Regions from separate parts of the Homo sapiens genome. Here all the other regions are linked to region 3. A link is a contact called in ENCODE Hi-C or POLR2A ChIA-PET data. All regions are on one chromosome and are shown on one strand. The core of a region is the stretch at or near the end of the contact, and the rest is flanking DNA. Distances in the headings are between cores, read along the strand shown.

Region 1 (3,695 bases), core at 652-3,151, 180 kb after region 3:
ATAAAGTAACTAGAGACAGACTATTTTTCAGATTGTGGTTTGTGTTTGAAATTCATGTCCTCATCCAGGTACAGACTTTGAACTTTGGCCTATCTGAATGGAATATTCCGTTCAGTCCTTTCAAATGTAGCAAGAATGAATATAAAATTAGAGAAAAAAGTTTTCTTTCTTAATATTTACGACCTGTAGCATCTTCTGTTAGTTTGTAGGAACATGGTACTGATACGTTATTTCTGTTCAGCAAAGGTAGTTTAGAGATTTTTTTCTGTTTAAGATACAGTATTTTTTTTTCTGAACAAATTAATGTCTTGATATTGAACCTTGGTTTCACTGTGCTCAAACCTTCAAATGTTAATTTAAGGAAGTTTAGATTCCTCATTTCTTTTTAAACAGTATTACTGCTTTCTTTGCACACATGAAGCCATGATATTGAATTTAAAAGCAGATGACCTTAAAATCGTGCAACTTAAACACCACAGACTTAAAAATAAAAAATATAAAGATTTTTAAAGAAGAAAGTTAAAAAAATGTATCTGCTTTTCTGATGTAGGCTGGTGAGAAAAGATGTTCTTTTTCTGTTGCTTTCAGTCTTTAGCTCCCTGTCAGTTCTGCCCCACTGTGAAACCGAAGATGTTCTCAGCATTCTTGAGTAACACTTCCCACAGGTGACCTTCTGTATAAAGAGAGCTTGTTGTTGTTGTTGTTAACTTCTATATTGATAAGAAAAAGATAACAGTTCACAAATTACAACATCCTGTGATTTGATTCTTCATAAAATTTTTTGGTGAGGTTTTGGGAATTTCATTCTTGTTCCCCTGATCTGCTACACTTGGGCTACCACACTTTTTATAATATTTATTGCTATAAACATAGTTTGGGAGCATTTAGGTTGTTTATAGCTCCTTGCTATCCTAAATAATGCTGTGATGAACCCTTTTTTTGCACAGAATTTTGTCTTTTGAATTGTTTCCTTAAAAAATACTCAGGAATAAAATAACTGGGAAAAAAAGTATGTAAGCATTTTAAAGGCTCTCGATACATATTCCTAATTTAAAAAAAAAACAACAATTTCACTCTTCCAGTAGCTAATGAGCACATTTTATAAAAATTAATACCTCTTATTTTTCTTAAAGCATACTTAAGGGCCCTACGATTTTCAGATTGTAAATAAGCATTGGCTTCAACTTTAAGTCTCCAGCTGCATTAGCCCCTAATAAGAGAGTCAGACTGTTCTTTGAACCTTTGAAGCCAGGCATTGACTTCTCCTCTGTAGCTATGAAAGTCCTGGATGACATTTTCTTCTAAGAGAAGGCTGTTTCATCTATACTGAAAATCTGTTGTTTATTGTAGTCACCTTATCAATCATTTTAGCTAGATCTTCTGGATAACTTGCTGGTGAGCTTGCACTTTCATGTTATGGAGACAGCTTCCTTCCCGAAACCTGATGAACCAATGTCTGCTGGCTTCTAACTCTTCTTCTGAGTTTCTTCACCTCTCTCAGCCTTCATAGAATTGAAGAGAGTTAGGGCCTTGCTCTGGATTAGGCTTTGGTTTAAGAGAATGTTGTGGCTGATTTGATCTTCTTTCTCTCCAGAACACTAAAACTTTCCATCTCAGCAGTAAGGCTGTTTTGCTTTCTTATCATTTATGTGTTCACTGCAGTAGTACTTTTAATTTTCTTCAAAAACTTTTCCTTTGCATTCACAACTTGGCTAACTGGTACAATCCTAGCTTTCAGCCTCTCAACTTTCAAATGTCTTCCTCACTAAGCTTAATCATTTCTAGCTTTTGATTTAAAATGAGACACCTGTGACTCTTCCTTTCACTTTCAAGTTTCGCTTGAACTTAGAGGCCATTCTAATTTCAGTGTTGTGGTCTCAGAGACTAGAGAGCCCAAAGAGAGGGAGGCAGATGGGGAATGGCTGGTGGGTGGAGCAGTCAGAACTCAAACGACATTTGTTGATTGTTTGACATTTGTTGATTGATTGCCGTCTTCTGTGAGTGCAGTTTGTGGCATTCCCCAAAAGATTAGTAGTAACATCAAAGATCACAGATTAGAAATCACCAAAACAGATGTAATAATATGACAAAGTTTGACATATTGTGGGAATTACCAAAATGTGACACAGAGACAGGAAGTGAGCACATGCTGTTGGAAAAATAGCACTGACAGACTTGCTCAATGCAGGGTTGCCTCACACCTTCAATTTGTAAAAAAAACACCTGCAAAGTGCAATAAAGTGAAGTGCCATAAAATGAGGTGTGCCTGTATTGTATTTATTGAACAGAAACATTTTTCAAATGTTTAACCAATTTTTTCTTTTGTGAATTGCCTACTGTTTCAGAAAAACTCTCAAACCGTGTCTTTCCTCTGCTTTCATACCACCATGACAATCATCAACACAGAAAACACTTCTGTGACAAAAGCTGTGGGTTTTTTTCTCCACATGCCAAACAGCGTACACTGGCTGGATGTTCTCAATTCAGTTCCAACACTATCCACCCTAAGATAGTGTCAGATTCCACAGGTTGGGGGCTCAGTCCCCAAGACTGCCCCTTACATCTTTGGACATCATTGGTAAATCCAGGCCTCCAGACTTCTGACTGACCAACTTTAAGTTGGTGTTCCCACAACCCCATGTTTGGGTTTAATTAATTTGCTGGAGCAGCTTACAGAACTCAGGGAAACATGTTTACTGATTTATTTAAAAGGATATTACAAAGGATTCAGATGAAGCGTTGTGTAGGGCAAGGTATCAGGGAAGGAGCACGGAGCTTCCGTGCCCTCCTTTGGCGTGCCACCTTCCAAGAACTTCTACATGTTCACCTCTCCAGAAGCTCTTCAAACCTGGTCCTTTGGGTTTTTATACAAGGAGGTTTTATTACATGGCCTGGTTGACAACCGTGTAGAAATGTGATTGGACAAAAAGCACATTATCTAAATCCAGCAAGGCCTGTCTATTCAGACTTTTCTTGGCCTTTCTGTGTAGCTTTCCTTCCCGTAGGATATGGAGCAGGACTCTCTGGAATGAGTGTCTTTTGATCCACAATCAGATTAGAGCCCTGCCTTGGGCAGGTGAAAGGACAGGAGGTCAGAGAGAGAGAGATTCTGTTTCCTGAGGCCTAAAGTACCCCAGCATTATAACAAGGACTGTGGGAGTTAGGAGCTAGGAACTGTGGACAAAAACCAATATAGCTATCATAACACCATACCCATTAATACTTCTTTTCCCATTTTTCTTTTGGAATCTTAGTATTTTATCTTCCTTCACAAATCTTTGCATATATTCAGTGTATTCAGTCTGCGTTGTATTTATGGTATTTTTTAAACTAGTATTTGGTTTGCCTTTTAATGTACAGATGTTTAAAAGTTTCATGTACCCAAATCTGTCAATGTTTTCTTTTGTGATTTCTTTCATTAGTTTTGCTCATGGAAAATGTTTCCCCATTAGATATCACATTTTTTCCCTGATATTTTATTAATTTCAAACTAAGTCCTTACCACCCATTAATTTCATAAGAAAAGAAATCCACTATTTGAGAATTAGGAGCACTTTGCTGCTGATCATGGTTACTACAGGTTGTATTTTTGTAGTTCTCTGCACAAAGGGGCCACTTGCACTAATTGTTAACTTTTGGCTTTGATGTGGTACTTGAGATGTGAGTGCCTGTTTAATTCTGTGTTAATCTGTGGT
Region 2 (3,862 bases), core at 555-3,054, 230 kb before region 3:
ATTTGACAGCTCTAAGTACCTCATCTAAGTGGAATCATACAGTGTTTGTCCTTGGACTCAGCATGATGTCTTCAGAGTTCATCCATGTTGCAGTACACGTCCAGATTCTCTTCCTTTGAGGTTGAATAGTATTCCATGTATGTCTAGGCCACATTTTATTTATGCATTTCTCAGTGGATGAACACTTGGCTTGCTTCCACCTTTCAGCTTTTGTCAATGATGCTGCTATTAGTACTCCCTTTTGGCAGATGAGAAAACTGAGGCGTAAGAGGTGAAGTAACTTGCTGTAAGTTCCCCAGCTAGTGAGTAGCGCACCTAGATTCCAGCCAAGCAGTTGGCTTCAGAGGCTGCTGCTGAGACCTCCTCACTGCACACAGCCAGGCACCCACCCAGGCACCCACCCCCTTCCGATGCCATCTGATAAGCAGGGACCTATTACTGCTCTGCTGGGAGCTGAGTCAGAGATGGGGCATACTGGGGGCTGGGGAATGATTACTTCTTTGTTTCCCCCTCTTATTTTATCCCTGGAAAGCCTGGATCAAACCAGGAGGTAGAGAGATTTCTTCAGTGGTGGGCCCTCCACAGGAAAGTCCCCACCATCCCTGTCCTCCCACCATCAGTAACCACACCATTCCTACCCAACTGCCTGATTGGGGATGAGGTCTGGGGCTCATGTACCTCTGCATCCCAAACAAATAGCTACTGTGCATTCCTGTAAGTCCTCTGGTTGAGAATCTGTAAACAGACTCATTGGTAAAGTCTTTCTTGGAAGCTGACCACATGACATGGGAATGTTCGTAGAAGATGCACGTAGTCACCATGAGGAGGGGAAAGAACCCAGTCATCCTATTGTTTTAGACAGGGCTTAACAAAAATGTCTATATAACAAAGCCTGCAAAAATTTAGAAGTGAAACATTTGTGGTTTGAGTTTTTGCGTCAAGGTCCACCACACTTCCTGACAAGTCAGCTCCTTGTCTGGGTAGCCCTTGGATATCAGATCTTCAGGAGAAGCTACTGCCTCTTCAGGTCTGCAGGTTTCCAAATATCAAATTTCTAAAGCATACAATGCCCACAGTTTCACCACTTCCTTTGGTGTCAATGCATTTCATTTTGAGCAATGGCAAGAAAGGCCCCTATGAAATCTTGCTACCACCACCAACAGGAAACATAGCAATCTGTAGCTATAGTCCCCTCATCTGGAGACTGGCCTTGGTAGGCTCACTTCATGCCTTCCTTGCTGGGTTTTGGAAGATGTTGCAATTAACACAAGGAAAGAAGGCAAGCTCTTACCCCTCCTTCCCCTTCACTCAGTAGCAGCATGGTGGTTGCAGAAATAAAGCACTCAGTTGTTCTTTCTGCTTGCAATTGTTCAGATGCAAGGGGAAAAAGTAAAAACTGAAGCTTGCTATGACCTCTGTCTTAAACCATTTTGTGCAGCTATAAAAATTGCTGGGTAATTAATAAAGAACAGAAATTTATTTCTCACAGTTCTGGAGGCTGGGAAGTCCAAGATCAAGGTGCCAGCAGGCTTGGTGTCTGGAGAGGGCCACCCCCAGGATGGTACCTTACACATTACATCTTCCGGAGCAGGGGCAATCACTGTTCCTTACAGGACAGAAATGCAGAACAGAGGGAACCCACATCCACAAGCCCTTTTTAGACTGGCTTTAATCCACTCATGCTCCACCCTCATGACCTGAACACCTCCCAGTAAACCCCACCACCCAATGCTGTTGCATTGGGGATTAAGTTTCCAACACGTGAGTTTTGGAGGGAACAAAAACATTCTGACCATAGCAGCCTCTCCCCAACTTTTACAAGAAGGCTGGCATCTGACGCATTTCATAGCCTGAGTATAAGATGAGGTAACGGAGGGCCCACATCACCTACATCCTGTAAAGCCTGAGGCTCACCAAACCACACAGGGGAGTATGAACACAGAGGACACCTCCCACTGTTGTTCTCTTGTCTCCTGACTCAAACAGCCCCTTCCTTTCAGCCCAAGACATTGAGCCATCCGGGGCTTGCTGTGGTATGATACAAAATAAATATTTGGTCTTTGTCCCTGGTTCCTGACACAGCGCCTCAAAATCCTTGGAACTGATAGTCCTGTATGCTAATGAGATGAGTCATGGAGAGGCCCTAGATAGCTTCAGGATGGGGGCTGGTCACTAGAAAAATCAACCATGTGATTAGAGGATTAGAACTTTCAGCCCCACCTCCTCACTTCTGACCTTCAAGGAGAGGAAAGGGATTGGAGATAAAGTCCAATCACTAAATGACCAATGATTTCATCAATCATGCCTGCATAATTCAGACCTTGAGCAAGAAAGAGGTCAAAGCCTGAGTTACTACCTTTAGTGAGCTTAATTTCCACGTAGGAAAGTAAGAGAAGCACAGCAGCAAAGCTGTGTTTAAAATCCCCGCCCCCGCCCTCCCACTCCCTGCAAAAACACTCCTAAATGAAGTCAGATAAAAATCTCCCAAAAAAATCCTAAGTGAAATCAGATGCAGTGGCTGAAACGTAATTCCAGCTACTGGGGAGACTGAGGTGGGAGGATTGCTTAAGCCCAGGAATTTGAGGCCAGCCTGGGAAACATAGAGAGACCCTATATCTTTAAAAAATTTTGTTTTAATAAAAACAAGAATAAAACCTAAATGACAGGGATTCAGAGAACTTCTGGGTTGAGAAAAACATTGCTTTAAGAGGCCAAGGTGAGAGAATCACCTGAGGCCAGGAGTTCAGGACCAGCCTCTAAGAGACGGGGGGGTCTCACTCTATTGCCCAGGCTGGAGTGCAGTGGCACAATCTCAGCTCACTGCAGCCTTGACCTCCTGGGCTCAGGTGATCCTCCTACCTCAGCCTCCTGAGTAGCTGAGACCACAGGCATGTGCCACCATGCCCAGCTAACTTTTTTTATTTTTAGTGGAGATAAGCTTTCACTGTGTTGCCCAGACTGATCTCAAACTCCTGGTCTTAAGCAATCCTCCCACCTAAGCCTCCCAAAGTGCTGGGATTACAGGCGTGACCCACTGTGCCCAGCCCCTCAAACAAATTTTTTTTGTTTAGCCACATAGTGGCATGTGCCTGTAGTCTCAGCTACTTGGAAGGCTGAGGCCGGAGCATTGCTTGAGCCCAGGACGTCGAGGCTACAGTGAGCTACAATTTCATCACTGCACTCCAGCCTGGGTGACGGTGTGAGACCCTGTTTAAAAAATAAAAGAAAGACATTGATGCGCTTCAAGGATGGTGCATCTGAAAGACAGAGCCCCAGGACGGTGGTGGCTGCCACCCTCCCTATGCAGCTCTTCCATTTGGTTGTTCCTGAATTGTATCCTTTATAATTAATGGGCAAATGTTAATTAATACGTTTTCCTGAGTTTTATGAGCTGTGAATTATCAAAACTGAGGAAGGGGTTGTAGAAACTCCCAAATGTATAGTCAGAAGTATGGGCGGCTTCTTGGACTTGTGGCTGGCATCTGAAGCAGGGGCAGTCTGGGACGGAGCCTTGAACATGCACTGTTGGCTCTAACTCCAGGAGTTAGAACTGAATTGACTGTTGGATTCCTGTTGATGTCAGAGTCACGGGTCACGAGTGTGGAACACTCTCCACACACTTGGTATCAGAAGTGTCAGAAAAAAGACACTACACCTGTTTTCTCACCAAACAGTGGAAATGCTAAACTATAAGCTATTTCCACTGCATTTTTTTCCCCTCTTGCAATTCCACTCTTCCAGGAAGCTTGGGTGATCAGCCTAGAGTGTTACCTACACTCGCCAACAGAGTCAGCTGAGTTGACGCTCTGGGCATGACAGTTCTTTATTGTGGGGCTGTCATATGTGTGCCATTTTCAGCAGC
Region 3 (3,805 bases), core at 364-2,863:
CAACACAACAGTAAGGGGCAGTACTTATTTTTGGTGGCTACTAAGAGCTTATTATACATATATGTACTAAGAGCATACATTATCTCATTTCTTCATGTGGGTGTTACTCAGGTGAAGTTGAAGCGTTTAGAAATGGAGAGTCAGAGAGGCCAACTTGCGTGCCCAAGGTCAGTTATGAATCTAGGATTCAAAGGTCTTGATTCCAACTGTGATGCTCAACAGTCGCCCAGGATTTTGCCAAATCATAAATGGTACCTTGTGTCTGTGACATCACAGTTTAGTTTCTATGTTATTTATATTTGTATATCTTGTTTTTAAATAGTAATAATTTAACATAAGCAGAAATAGTCCAGGCTCTGCAGTATCTATTCTATAGAAAGTACTTATAATAAAAGTGATATACATTAATACTATAATATAAAGGCAAATACTAAATGAATTTAATAATAAGAGTGGTATTTTGGAGTGAAAAAGGCCACTAAATGGGGGAAGTTGATCTTTAATTCTATTTATTAAATAACAGGATGACCTTGATAAATAATGCTGTTTTCTCATTGGTGACATACTATTAGACTAAGTAGTTCACTTTATATTTAATCAGCCATTATCCTGAGTATTATTAGTGTGAATAAGAAATACTTGTTAGAACATTGGGCAGTGGTAATCAAAATGAATTTCGAAGTGGAATTGTAGTAATGGTTGCCTTACCTTGAGTAATGATAAGGACAATATTTCTGTAATGGATTGTTTATTCATGAAAGATGAAAGATTAAAATGGTCTGTCTCTACTGATGAAAGTAACAGAAGGCAGCCTCAAAGTTTATTTTTATTTTTATTTTTTTAGAGACATAGTCTTGCTTTGTCACCTAGGCTGGAGTGCAGTGGTGTGATCTCAGCTCACTGCATCCTCGACCTCCCTGGCTCAAGTGATCCTCCCACCTCAGCCTCCCAAGTAGCTGGGACTACAGGCATGTATCACCATGCCTGGCTAATTTTTGTTTTGTTTTGTTTTGTTTTGGTTGGGACAGGGTTTCACCCTGTTGTCCAGGCTGGTCTTCAGCTCCTGAGCTCAAGTGATCCACCTGCCTCTGCCTCCCAAAGTGCTGGGATTACAGACCTGCAACACCGTGCCTGGCCAGAGTCTTCAAAGCATATTAAAATATCTATTATTATTTTATTATAGGCATAATTGAGTGTTTTATGGAGCTATGGATGGTTGTTTCTCAATAATGTTCACTATAATTGGAGTTTAAGCAAAGGTATGGTTTCACATGTATTCTTTGTATACTCTTGTGTCACATTTCACTTGAGTGGTAAAATAAAACAGTTCTAAGTGGCATAGTCTAGAGGTCAGGTGATGGTGTCAGCCTCTTAACCCTTACTTGATCTCCTTAATGCATCTCAAGTTTAACATGATTGCTGAATGGTTGAAACAAATCTGATGAACTCAGACTTATTTGCTGAACCCTTTATTTTATTAAGAGGTTAGAAAATATGAGAAACCACAGTTCAGATATTATGATACTGTCTCGTTCATGGTTTTAATTTTTTAAAGGACATGTTTTTGGTCAGTATATACTGGGTGATTGCCTGACAGAAGAGAATGAGTATGCTGGCTCACCTTCCTGTGTAGACTTGTGCACTCAGAATTAGTCAGCTTCCAGGAAGCAATTGGGTGGTAATGACTTTTAGTTGCTATCAGTATGCATAGATTCAAATAAAACCTTGGGCATTCTGCTCTGAACAATACATTTAAACAAAATTCTCAATTTCTTTTTTTCTCCCGTATCCAGATTAATTTACTTGAATAGACTCAGAAACAACATTATACTTTATTGCCATCTACAAGGAGCTGTTTTTTGAGATGACATTCCTCTTAGAGGAATTTACTTCTTTTTCCAAAATTTACAATTCGCTATTTCTGTCTGTGTTCTACATTTACGTTTTCAGTACGTAGAATTTAAATATTCATGTACATTCTGTCCTAGTGACTAAGGAGCATTATGTAAGGAATTTTTCTTCCTCTTTCAGTATATTGACATCACATTCCTTGGCCTAGTATTCATTTTGTGTTTGTATTTCAGTGTAATCCTAACAAGTCCATTCAAGCAGTAGTTGAACCGAGGTTAAGTGGTATTATGGTTGTTTGGCAAGTTATAGCCATAAACACTTACTTTTAAACACAGAATGGCCTGGGGTGTCTGTAATATTCAGTTGCATAATCACAGATTATGCTTTACAAACACAGGAATAAGTACCTGGGTCACATAAATCTTCAGTGAGAAATTGCTCCAGAGGATGGAGCCTACATCTGTAGAGTTCCCTTGAGTGTTTTCTTAGGTATATTAACATTTTTCATTTAATTGAAATGTTTCTGATTGGATGGAACTGTGGATAGTATTTTAGAATTTCCAGATAATCTCCTAACAAACATCTAAAGGAATGGGTTGAAATGTTACCAGTGTTGGGCTGGGTGCAGTGGCTTATGCCTGTAATCCCAGCACTTTGGGAGGCCGATGCAGGCGGATCATGAGGTCAGGAGATCGAGACCATCCTGGCTAACACGGTGAAACCCCATGTCTACTAAAAATACAAAAAATTAGCCAGGCATGGTGGCACGTGCCTGTAGTCCCGGCTACTCGGGAGGCTGAGGCAGGAGAATCACTTGAACCCGGGAGGTGGAGGTTGCAGTGAGCCGAGATCACGCCACTGCACTCCAACCTGTGCGACAGAGCAAGACTCCGTCTCAAAAAAAAAAAAAAAAAAGTTACCAGTATTGGACGGGTGTGGTAGCTCACGCCTGTAATCCTAGGACTTTGGGAGGCCGAGGTGGGCGGATCACTTGAGGTCAGGAGTTTGACACTAGCCTGGCCAACGTGGTGAAATCCCGCTTCTACTAAAAATATAAGCAAATTAGCTGGGTGTGGTGGCTGGCGCCTGTAATCCCAGCTACCCGGGAGGCTGAGGTGGGAGAATTGCTTGAACCCAGGAGGCTGAGGCAGGAAAATCGCTTGAACCCGGGAGGCAGAGGTTGCAGTGAGCTGAGATCACGTCACTGGACTCCACCTTGGGTGACAGAGTGAGACTCTGTCTCCAAAAAAAAAAAAAAAAAGTTACCAGTATTTAAAAATGTATATACTTTTCAAAATTTTATATTTTTTCTCCTCTCTTCTTCCTTCCTGATACCTTTGTGATTTGAAAGCTATTTAAAATGAAACCCTGGTTGGGCTCAGTGGCTCATGCCTGTAATTCTAGCACTTTGGGAGGCTGAGGCAGGAGGATTGCTTGAGGCCAGGAGTTCAAGACCAGCCTGGGTAACATAATGAAATGTCCCTACAAAAAGTTAAGAAAAAATCCTTAGACTCAGTTCACCCTCTGCACACTGGCTGGAGTGGAGTTTAGAGTCATTCTGTTTGAAATGACTGGTAAAGTGTCCATTCAGGGCAGCTCTGCTATGAATGCAAGGAAGTGGTCTTTGGAGCTCTTGTGTAGTATTTGAAAGTACTTCGTGTTACTGCAGACAGCCAAAGAACTGAAATAGAATGCCTGTGATCATGTTTAGAAGATCCCATGGGCATATTGTATATTCTTTAGAATGATGTCAGTATTTTTGACAAAATTTTTTTACTTAACTGCCATTTGCAGTATTTATCAGGAAACCGGAGATATTTGATATAGGACTGTTTTTGTAGTATTTTACTAAATGCTTTTATTGAACGATTCATTCTTCAATTTATCAGTAAGAGTTAATTTTTTGTAATTATTTATATACTCTTATATGTTTTATTCCAACTAATTTTGTCGG

Evidence for each region. Hi-C counts contacts between places; a loop is a spot of excess contacts on that map. ChIA-PET counts read pairs that join two places held with the same protein, here RNA polymerase II (POLR2A). Pooled maps may share reads with other maps.
Region 1: a pooled map shows a loop between it and region 3 (4-fold over the local background). The contact joins two enhancer-like sites. A Hi-C loop is called at or near these places in 2 of 37 single-sample maps with no recorded cell type and 7 of 50 pooled maps. POLR2A ChIA-PET finds 5 or more read pairs at or near these places in 4 of 52 experiments (BJ, OCI-LY7, activated B cell and 1 more).
Region 2: a pooled map shows a loop between it and region 3 (5-fold over the local background). The contact joins two enhancer-like sites. A Hi-C loop is called at or near these places in 7 of 50 pooled maps. POLR2A ChIA-PET finds 5 or more read pairs at or near these places in 7 of 52 experiments (BJ, GM12878, HepG2 and 4 more).

What each region holds. Positions count from the first base shown.
Region 1 is chr14:71,553,895-71,557,589 of GRCh38, forward strand. All of the region lies in intron 4 of SIPA1L1 (signal induced proliferation associated 1 like 1), which reads left to right. Among named protein-coding and RNA genes, the nearest start is that of SNORD56B, 160 kb to the left of the region's middle. RefSeq lists enhancers at 1,279-1,338, 1,499-1,558, 1,669-1,728 and a silencer at 2,149-2,248. Within about 2 kb of position 1,902, at least 9 of the 41 ENCODE cell types and tissues checked have a DNase peak (open chromatin) inside an H3K27ac peak, as active enhancers do.
Region 2 is chr14:71,141,632-71,145,493 of GRCh38, forward strand. No RefSeq gene overlaps it. Among named protein-coding and RNA genes, the nearest start is that of SIPA1L1, 180 kb to the right of the region's middle. Within about 2 kb of position 1,805, at least 10 of the 41 ENCODE cell types and tissues checked have a DNase peak (open chromatin) inside an H3K27ac peak, as active enhancers do.
Region 3 is chr14:71,370,563-71,374,367 of GRCh38, forward strand. The region is part of intron 2 of SIPA1L1 (signal induced proliferation associated 1 like 1); the gene reads left to right. Among named protein-coding and RNA genes, the nearest start is that of SNORD56B, 26 kb to the right of the region's middle. Within about 2 kb of position 1,614, at least 7 of the 41 ENCODE cell types and tissues checked have a DNase peak (open chromatin) inside an H3K27ac peak, as active enhancers do.